Linked DNA regions of Homo sapiens: region 1 is linked to region 2. The links are chromatin contacts, found by Hi-C in ENCODE. All regions are on one chromosome and are shown on one strand. The core of a region is the stretch at or near the end of the contact, and the rest is flanking DNA. Distances in the headings are between cores, read along the strand shown. Region 1 overlaps TENT4B (terminal nucleotidyltransferase 4B). Region 2 has its middle 67 kb from the start of CNEP1R1.

Region 1 (4,845 bases), core at 181-2,680, 250 kb after region 2:
AGAGCACAGCAAAGCATAAGCTTCCTAACAGCTATTCCCATTCAGCTGCTGTCTTCAAGAAGCAGAAGGGTTTAGATAACCTTAGAGAACATAATCAAACCTGGGAAACTCAAATCAAAACAAAACTTCGAAACGGAAGTTGAAGGTCCTGAGGTACCCAGAGGCATAGCAAGGAAAACGTCCCCACTGGGATATCTTCTGGATTCACCTACAGACCTCTCTGGAGTTTTAAGATCCACGTTTTATGACATATTGCATAGCAAACAGGCCGAACGCTGTTGTAAATCATCCTCTACGAAAGGCCCAGGTTTTGAAACTGAAGGCCTGAAAAGGCTCCTGCTTACCAGCTGTGTGCTGTACCTGACACACTGAAGCCTGAGAGTGCCAGTCACCTGTCAGAGGGAACACAGCTGCCCTCAGGCAGAACCTGAGTCTAGAACTCAAGGTTTTTGACTCTTAGGCTAAAAATAAAAAATCAGAAGGAGGAACTATGGATTGCTTAATCAGTCACATTTTCACTTTCTAAGGTTTCTTGTAGCAAAAGTTATAGTCTTTGGGGATTGGGATGTAGACACTTTTTTTTCCTTCCCTAAAACAATTTTTGGCCTGCCAGTTTTTCGAGCTTCCTGCTCTGGACCCTGAAGTTGCCATGCAGTTGCAGACATGCTCCTCCTTCAAGGCTCTGTTAAGCTGTGGCTGCCCTTCCTTACCACTGCTGTGCCCCAGGCCAAACCCCCTGCCCCTCCTTCCCCTAAGGCACTTTGCACCTGTTGCTCCGAGCCTTCTGGTCTATCCCAGTTGGTAGAGTCCCTGTGCTTACCTCTGTGGCTCAGTCCTCGTGGGTGGTCAGTGCTCTAGGGAAGGTGAGCTGACCACTTCACTTTCCCTTCCCAGCCATAGCTCTTCACAGCCTCACCAACTTAGAAAGGAATGCTGCTTTTCTCTCTGTCCCCCGTCCTGACTATGTTCAAGTCATTGCTCAGCCCAGTGAGTTTGTCCTTTCTTCCAGACCAGTAGTTTTCCCCCAGTCCCTCAGGCTTCAGCCCTTGAAGGCATCCTTAGCCCCCCACCACCATGATAGTCAGGCGCTGCGCCTATCCGCAGGGTGTGGGTATGTGTGTGTCTTTTGTTTCTGGAGCCCATTCCTTTCCTTCCACCAGCCTCTAGGCCTTCATCCAATCCTTTTGCAACTCAGTGATTCATGACTTTTCCCTGCATCCAGTCTAGTCTCTTTGCTGGTCCATTGTTTCCATAGTTGCCAGTTTAATCTTCTTAAAATGCTGCATTTTTGAAGTCAGTCTCTTTTGGTCCCTCTCAGAAACATTTAAATAGCTATCTGTTGCCACAGGGGGAAAGCTTGAACCTCTTAGCCAGTCATTCAGAGCCTGCCCTCTGCTGGGGCCTGCTTTCCTCTACAGATGCTTCTCCCACTCTGCCTGCCACAGCCCTTGTAGCTGGCTGATTGCCCTGTACCTCGCAGGCTCTGGAAGTCTTCAGCTCCTTCATGGAGCCTTTGCCAGCCATTCTTTTCAAGACTTTGCTGTTGTTCACTGCCTGATTTGTTCATTTGACACTTAATTCACTGAGCAAACATTATGAAAGATGTACTGTTTGCTACTGTGAGGAATGGATCCCCAAGAGATAAGAGGGTCAGTCCCTACTGCCAGGAAACTTGCCTGTGTCACCTGGGTTCAGTATCTTGTGTCTATTAGATCAGAAGTGGAAAGGCAGAGGCCAGCCCGTATGCTTGTTTTATTTTATTTAAATCACCAGCACCCCAGCAAGTGTTTTGCACAGGAAATTTCTCATTATTTAATTATTTTGGGTTTTTTGATTAAATTCTGTACATTCCCATTTTAGCTTATCTTGAGTTATAACATTAAAATTAAGGTAGTCATCAGCTGAATTATAAGACTTAATTAGATAAGATTATTTAAGATAGTGATTTCTCATTAGATTGGCCCTGTTCATATTAACTTTTCTGTTTTTTTCTTCAGTCTGCATGAAGAAATCAGTGATTTTTATGAATACATGTCTCCAAGACCTGAGGAGGAGAAGATGCGGATGGAGGTGGTGAACAGGATCGAGAGTGTAATTAAGGAGCTCTGGCCCAGCGCTGACGTGAGTCCCTTCCTGGGTAGCTTATGCTTCGGACAGTCCTTGTCCACGGGCTAGAAGCCTATCTGCTGGTATCTCATGCTAGTCCTCACATGCAAGTAGAAGTGCTCTGTAGAGTTGTGGTCTAATTAAATTTTAAAGGCAAACAATTTTCTGCAGTCTTTAGAATTGAGGCTTCCTAACTATTTTCATTGGATTGGATGACTAACAACTATTTTTTTTTTGTAGTGCTAATAGCAACTACTAAAGGCAAGCTATCCTTAGAAATTATTAGTGTAAAGAGAAGAAAGACAAATCAAACCTCATTGTTGTAGTGGTCTGTTATTGGATATGATATATCAAAACCTCATTACTACTTAGTTCCAGCCTGCCAGGGTAAACATTATATAATTGTTTACAGCTAAATGAAAATGTCAAGTAAGAACTTTTGTCACTTGAAGTTCATTTCCTTTGGCTAATGCACGCATAAGTCTTTTCTTATTTCTTTCCTGAAATTGCCATTTTTCATCTCTCTCAGACCAGCTAATTGCCTTTTAGACAGCTCCCAGTCAGTGAACAAAATGATTACTCAGGATTTCTTCTTGGCTTATTTGTCGTTTTTGTTACTGGTACTAAGTCTTTTGTTTTTTGTTTTTGAGATGGGGTCTCACTCTGTTGCTGAGGCTGGAGTGCAATAGTGCGATCACGACTTACTGCAGCCTCGATTTCCTGGGCTCAGGTGATCCACCTCAGCATCCCGAGTAGCTGGGACTGCAGGTGCACGCCACCACACTTAGCTAATTTTTGTATTTTTTTGTAGAGACTGAGTCTCACTATGTTGCCCAGGTTGGTCTTGAACTCCTGGGTTCAAGCAATGTGCCCGCCTTGGCCTCCCAAAGTGCTAGGATTACAGGTGTGAGCCACCACACTTGGCCTGTTACTGGTACTAAGTTAATACGTCACTTTTTAGGGCACTTTGAGGGCCTGTTCTACAATTTTGTGTATGCAAAGAAGTACACAAAATAATACTAATAAAATCCATTACTTTGTGTTTGTAGCTTTTCTTCAGGCACTGTCCTGGGTGGTGGTGGGAAGCTAGGGAAGGTTTTTTTCCAATTGGCAAAACAAAGAAGTTTCATTGTATGTAAAACTTGCAAGTATATGACAGTATGTATATGACACTGTAGGTAAAGGGAAAAGGCAAGGGTACTAATGTTTTATGAGCAATGACCATACATCGCATTCTTTCTCCTATGTGATCCAAATCAGTGGTTCTCAGCTAGTGGCTATTTTGTTCTCCAGGGGGCATTTGGCAATGTCCGAGACATATTTGATTGTCCTGACTGGGTACGCACTGCTAGTACCTAGTGGGTAGAGGCCATGGATGCCATCAGCCATTCTATGATGAACAGTATAGGCCCTTACAACAAAGAATTATCCACCCCCAAATGCCAATGTTGAGAAGCCGTGATCTAACTTAACCCTTATCTTTCTTAGGTGGAGGTTGATTATCTATCTATCTCTTTCTCTCCAGCCAGCCAGGCAGCCATCATCTGTCTACCTACAGATGAGGAACATGAGCTTGTGGTTAGGTTCCCAGGTCCATCTCGCCTCAGAGGTTGAACTGGTTTCACTGTTTATCATTTTTTTCCCCCGAGATGGAGTCTCGCTCTGTCGCCCAGGCTGGAGTGCAGTGACATGATCTCAGCTCACTGCAGCCTTTGCCTCCCAGGTTCAAGAAATTTTCCTGTCTCAGCCTCCCAAGTAGCTGGGGTTCAGGCGCCCGTCACCACACCTGGCTGATTTTTGTAATTTTAGTAGAGGTGGGATTTCATCATGTTGGCCAGGCTGGTCTTGAACTCCTGACATCAGGTGACCCACCTGCCTTGGCCTCCCAAAGTGCTGGGATTACAGGCGTGAGCCACTGTGCCCGGCCTATCCTTTTTTTATTACAATTACCTGCATACATATTTCTGCCTGAGTTCCACCGTTCTCCATGGGTTGAGATGGAATGCATCCCAGTTTTATGCCACAGCATGATGTTACCTGATGTTCTTTGTGGAATTGACCTAAAGGCCCTCACTTGCCCTACAGTTAAAGTAGTCTGATCCCAATTTAGTAATCTATTCGAAGACTCCTGCTTAGAGAACAAAAATGAAGGATTTGTGATTGTGTCTCTGGATAATGAGGGAACATTAGTGATCTGAACTGCTTCTGAAAGTTTCCTGTGGTTGGCTTTCTGTATCCACAGGTACCACACCTCCATATTAAACCAACAATGGATTGAAAATATTCAGAAAAAACTATAAAAATAACAATGTACCAATAAAAACAATACAAATTATTTTAAAAATACAGTATAACAACTATTTAGGTAGCATTTACATCATACTTGGTATTATAGGTATTATAAGTAATCTAAAGATGATGTAAAGTACATGGGAGGACTAGCATAGGTTGCATGCAAATACTCTACCATTTTATAGCAGGGACTCAAGCATCTTCAGATTTTGGCATGGTGGGACTGGAACCAATCTCCTGCCGATACCAAGGGACAACTGTATTTTGGTCTATGTGTTTCATATTGAACCAGATAAGTTTAAATTATATTCAGAATGTCTGCTTGTGAAACAGAATCCCCGCTTCATGAAGCTTGGGGTTAGAAAAAAATGCTCTTGTCATACCAAAAAGTACCAGTAGAGGGTAGCAAAAACTGACATTTCTCCATATCTTGGTGACTCAATATGA
Region 2 (4,759 bases), core at 1,231-3,730:
TATTTTTAGCAGAGACAGGGTTTCACCATGTTGCCCAGGCTGGTCTCAAACTCCTGATCTCAAATGATTCGCCCGCCTTGGCCTCCCAAAGTGCTGGGATTACAGGTGTGAGCCACTGCCCCCGGCCAGTTTTCCTATTTTTAAGTGGTTACATTCTAAACAGTTATGTAAGTATATACATAAAATCCTTGATTTTGGTTCTTGGCCCACAGAGCCTAAAATATTTACTCTCTGGCCCTTTATAAAAAGAAGTTTGTGGCCAGGCGCAGAGGTTCATGCCTGTAATCTCAGTACTTTGGAAGGCCAAGGTGGGAGGATCACTTAAGCCCAGGAGTTTGACACCAGCCTGAGCAACAGGGTGATACCCCTATCTCTGCAAAACAAAATTTAAAAATTAGCCATGCATGGTGGCCATGCATGGAGGCACATGCCTATAGTCCCAGCTACTCAGGAAGCTGAGGTGGGAGGATTGCTTGAGCCCAGCACATTGACACTGCAGTGAGCTATCACTGCATGGCTGAACTCTAGCCTAGGCAACAGAGCAAGATTCTGTCTCTTTAACAACAAACAACAAAAAAGTTTGCAAACCTTTGGTCTAGTCTGAGCCTGTGGTAATGTCCTGGTCCTCCATTCTCCTTTGTACAAGGGGGTTTCGTTCTAAATGTGCTGTTTTGAAGTGTTGTTTTTTTGTTTGTTTGTTTGTTTTTTGACACCTGGAATTCATATTCTTTTTTTTTTTTTTTTTTTTGCTTGTGTGTGTGTGTGTGTGAGTGACAGAGTTTCACTCTTGTTGTCCAGGCTGGAGTGCAGTGGCACAATCTCAGCTCACTGCAACCTCCGCCTCCTGGGTTCAAGTGATTCTCCTGCCTCAGCCTCTCAAGTAGCTGGGATTACAGGCGCCCACCACCATGCCCGGCTAATTTTTTTAGTAGAGACGGGGTTTCACTATGTTGGCCAGGCTGGTCTTAAACTCTTGACCTCAGATGATCCACTACCTCAGCCTCCTAAAGTGCTGGGATTACAGGTGTGAGCCACCACACCCAGCCTGGAACACATATTCTTAAACATTCAAAGCAGTGAAGTTCCCAGATGCGCCATTAATGGCTGAAATCCTCTGCTCCTCAAAAGCTGGCCTCCCTCCAGCCATCCAGAATACTGGCCTGGCACACCACCCAGCACCCAGCCTTGTCCCTCTTGGACAGGCAGGCTGTCCGGCACAGCCCTTACCCTGCTACACAAGACATTTTCTCAAAGTGCTTACCATAAAGGCCCTGAACCGGGCCTTTTGTGAAGGTCAGAAAGAGCTTTGTTCCTAAACTAATGGCAAGGATGGGAGGCAAATGAGAGCAGAAAGATTTCTTCCTGAGCCCTTCTCCCCATTCTCTGCTCACTCCTCACAGGAAAAGTCCAGGTACTCACAATGGGCCTGTGGGTGAGCCAAGAGGGGGCCTGAAGCAGGAGACACACCCAGTCTTAGGGAGGCTTGAGCCCATCGGGAGTTGGGAGGCTGAGTCCAGAGGCCCAGGGAGTGAGGGGAGGACCAGTGGAAGGAAGGGAAAAAGGAAAGGCACAAGAGCAAGGAAGCCCAAATAGGAGGGCATGGGGGTGGGGAGGCAGAACCGGACTCTCACCCATCTCCAAAGGCAACAGGTCAAAAGGGGGTGGGGCACAGAAATGCTCCCCCGCAGGGCTGAGGATCGTCAATACAGGCTGACCTTGACAATCAAAGGCCTGCACATGTACAGCTTCCAAAGCAAGCTGGCATATTCCCTCTATTTGAATCCCCAACAGCAGTCAAGGTTGAAATGTTGTGCTCATAAGAAAGATTTTTGGCTCAAAAATTCCCGGTTCCCATAAAAGGTCAAAGCTGTATTTGACTCTTATTTACAAAGACATCCCCAGATCTAAATTTTATTTAAGGTCCAGGTGAAAGCCACCTTTCCATAAAGATTTCACTGGCAACTTGTTTTTTAACGTGGCAGATTGACAACACACTCTCAGCCGGCCACGGTGGCTCACACCTGTAATCCCAGCACTCTGGGAGGCCAAGGCAGGCAGATCACTTGAGCTCAGGAGTTTGAGACCAGCCTGGCCAACATGCCAAAATCTTGTCTCTACTAAAAATACAAAAATTAGCCAGGCGTGGTGGTGCATCCCTGTAGTCCCAACTACTCCGGAGGCTGAGGCAGGAGAATTGCTTGAACCTGGGAGGTGGAAGCTGCAGAAAGCCAAGATTGTGCCACCACACTCCGGCCTGGGTGACAGAGTGAGACTCCATAAAAATATATATATATATATATATATATATATATATATATATATATATATATATATATATATATAAAACAGCACACGCTGCCATGGCTCTAAACTGCCCGCTGTCTCCGGGGAGCTCTCCGAGAAGCAGAAGAGCTACTCATCTGTTGTGTCCCTAGGGGGAAGCACTGAGCTGGCAGTGGAAGGAGGTGTCCACCAGGCCTATCACCTCACAAACGGGACTTGACAGGAGCTGAAGGAGGGACCCAGGAAGGATTTCCTGCCAGGAGTTGGAAGAAGTGGAGGCAGCTTGCCCACAATGGGGGGGATTCCTGCCTTGAAATGAGGAATGCTCACTGCTGGCTGAAGGATCCAGCATCTCCAAGCCTGGAAAAAGGAAGAAAACAAACGGTTAGCAGAAGTCTGCAGTCCAAGCCAGCAAGCCACACAAAGAACAACAGCCTACTCAAGAAAGATCTTCACGTTCACTGACTTTGAGATTTCTATAATCAAAAAGAAACAAGACTGCTGTGTTTTAAATTCATGGGTTCCCCCTGCCCTGAGAAAGTAGGTACAATAAAATTGCACCAAAATCAATCACATTCTGTGTTTTGTAAGATAAACAATTTCTTTACGGCTTTAACATGGTCCTATAACACAGCCTGCTTCTTTTTCCTAAAAGGGACAAGTGATTATTATTCTCTTCTCACCCACTTAACTCAAAACAAGCAAACGAAAAAGTCACTACTTCAAGGGTTTGGCTTCTAATTGGAATGCTCTTTAAAGTCTTTAAGATTAAGCAGGAGTGGTGGCTCATGCCTGTAGTCCCAGCTATTCCAGAGGCTGAATGAAGCAGGAGGATCGCTTTAGCCCAGGAGTTCAAGACCAGCCTGGGTAACATAGCAAGACCCTGTCTCAAAAAATAAAATAAAACCTTCAAGATTAGGAGTTGCTTCTTCACATTTACCATGTACTTAAAAGTAACCTTACAAATGTCTCAATTAAAAACTGAAATCTAGGCCAGGTACAGTGTCTCATGCTTGTAATCCCAGCACTTTGGGAGGCCAATGTGGGTGGGGTGGATCACTTAAGGTCAGGAGTTTGAGACCAGCCTGGCCAACATGGCAAAATCCTGTCTCTACTAAAAATACAAAAATTAGCCATGTGTGGTGGTGTGTGCCTGTAATCCCAGCTACTCAGGAGGCTGAGGCAGAAGAATCGCTTGAACCTGGGAGGCGGAGATTGCAGTGAGCCAAGATCACACCACTACACTCCAGCCTTGGTGACAGAGCAAGACTCCATCTCAAAACAACAACAACAACAAAAACAAACTATTAAAAAATAAAACTAAAAACAAAAACTGAAATATAGAATCAGGAAAATAAACTGATAGGGAACTGGAACTATTTCTTACACATCCATCTATCTTTAGAGGTCATTCTATTTATATATTTAAAATCTGTTTCAAAAGAAAATTTAGCTTTAGAAGAAGCATTTTTGTCCATAAAGGTGAAATACTGAAACAGTCTATTCCTATCTGAAACACACTCAAATCCAATGCCTCTGTAGGATATACACATTACAGAGGCACATTCTCTCATAAAGGAAAATTTTTTTGGTTTTCCTTCACAAATGGATGTGCAGAAAAAGGACTTTCTGGTATCTGAAATGGGAGGGAAAAGGGACAGCACCAAATACCTCCCAGTTGTCCTTTTCTGGTCTTCAGGCAGTCAGTGATCAGGCTCAACTCATCCCTGTACAAATGTGTCCCCAAATTTAACAGGAAGAGAAGGTGCTGAGTGCACGGAGGCTGGGGTGGCTACGGTGGCACTCCTGTCCTGGAATGTCATCTGCCTGCTCTCCAGCCCTCTGAGAAACTGCAGGACATTCCTGCTGCTCCCACTTAGCAAGAAATCTCCTAAGTGCTTCAGTCACCAGCCCCGGTGCATCCTCGAGGGCACAGGACGATGTACCAGGGACAAGAAGAGCCTGTTTTACCACACGGGCGCCCTGATTTTTAAAAAACACATTTACAAAAAAGGAGAAAAAACCATCAGAAAACACAATTAATCTAGCCACAAGTTGTTTAAACTGTCTCTGCTTTTTGGTGGAGCTGTGACTGTCTATGGATGAGAGTGACTAGGACTCGCAGCAGCAGGGACTCTGAAGGGTTTCAAAATCAAACATTCCATTCTGTTTCAAAACCATAACAACTGGCAGCGTGGCTCCCCACTTCCACACAAACCCTCATTTCACAAGTGGACACCTCCAGGCTAGGCTGACGGGGTGGGGTCGGGGGGATGGAGGTGCTGTGTGTCAATGGGAATTCTTATGTCTAAACAAACCTGGCCTAAAAAAGGGTGAACACTGCTGGCTATTCAAAGACTAAAAAAATGAACTCAAAAGGAGAAGGTGTTTTATTTGGTTCCAGCATCAGGGTGCACAACTGAGATGTGTGTGATTCACAGAAGAAAGAGCCAGGGGCTGGGAATGGCAGCCTTTC

The links. A loop is a pair of places that touch in the nucleus more often than their neighbours do. Pooled maps may share reads with other maps.
Region 1: a loop to region 2 is called in a map of K562, with 6 times the contacts of the local background. The contact joins two enhancer-like sites. A Hi-C loop is called at or near these places in 1 of 168 maps with a recorded cell type or tissue (K562), 4 of 37 single-sample maps with no recorded cell type and 8 of 50 pooled maps.

What each region holds. Positions count from the first base shown.
Region 1 is chr16:50,209,326-50,214,170 of GRCh38, forward strand. It overlaps TENT4B (terminal nucleotidyltransferase 4B), which reads left to right. Exons shown (of 12, transcript NM_001365324.3): 2 at 1,998-2,121. Among named protein-coding and RNA genes, the nearest start is that of ADCY7, 55 kb to the right of the region's middle. RefSeq lists an enhancer at 677-736 and a silencer at 1,253-1,547. Within about 2 kb of position 1,431, at least 16 of the 41 ENCODE cell types and tissues checked have a DNase peak (open chromatin) inside an H3K27ac peak, as active enhancers do.
Region 2 is chr16:49,955,606-49,960,364 of GRCh38, forward strand. It overlaps the pseudogene NCOA5LP. Among named protein-coding and RNA genes, the nearest start is that of CNEP1R1, 67 kb to the right of the region's middle. RefSeq lists a silencer at 477-536. Within about 2 kb of position 2,481, at least 4 of the 41 ENCODE cell types and tissues checked have a DNase peak (open chromatin) inside an H3K27ac peak, as active enhancers do.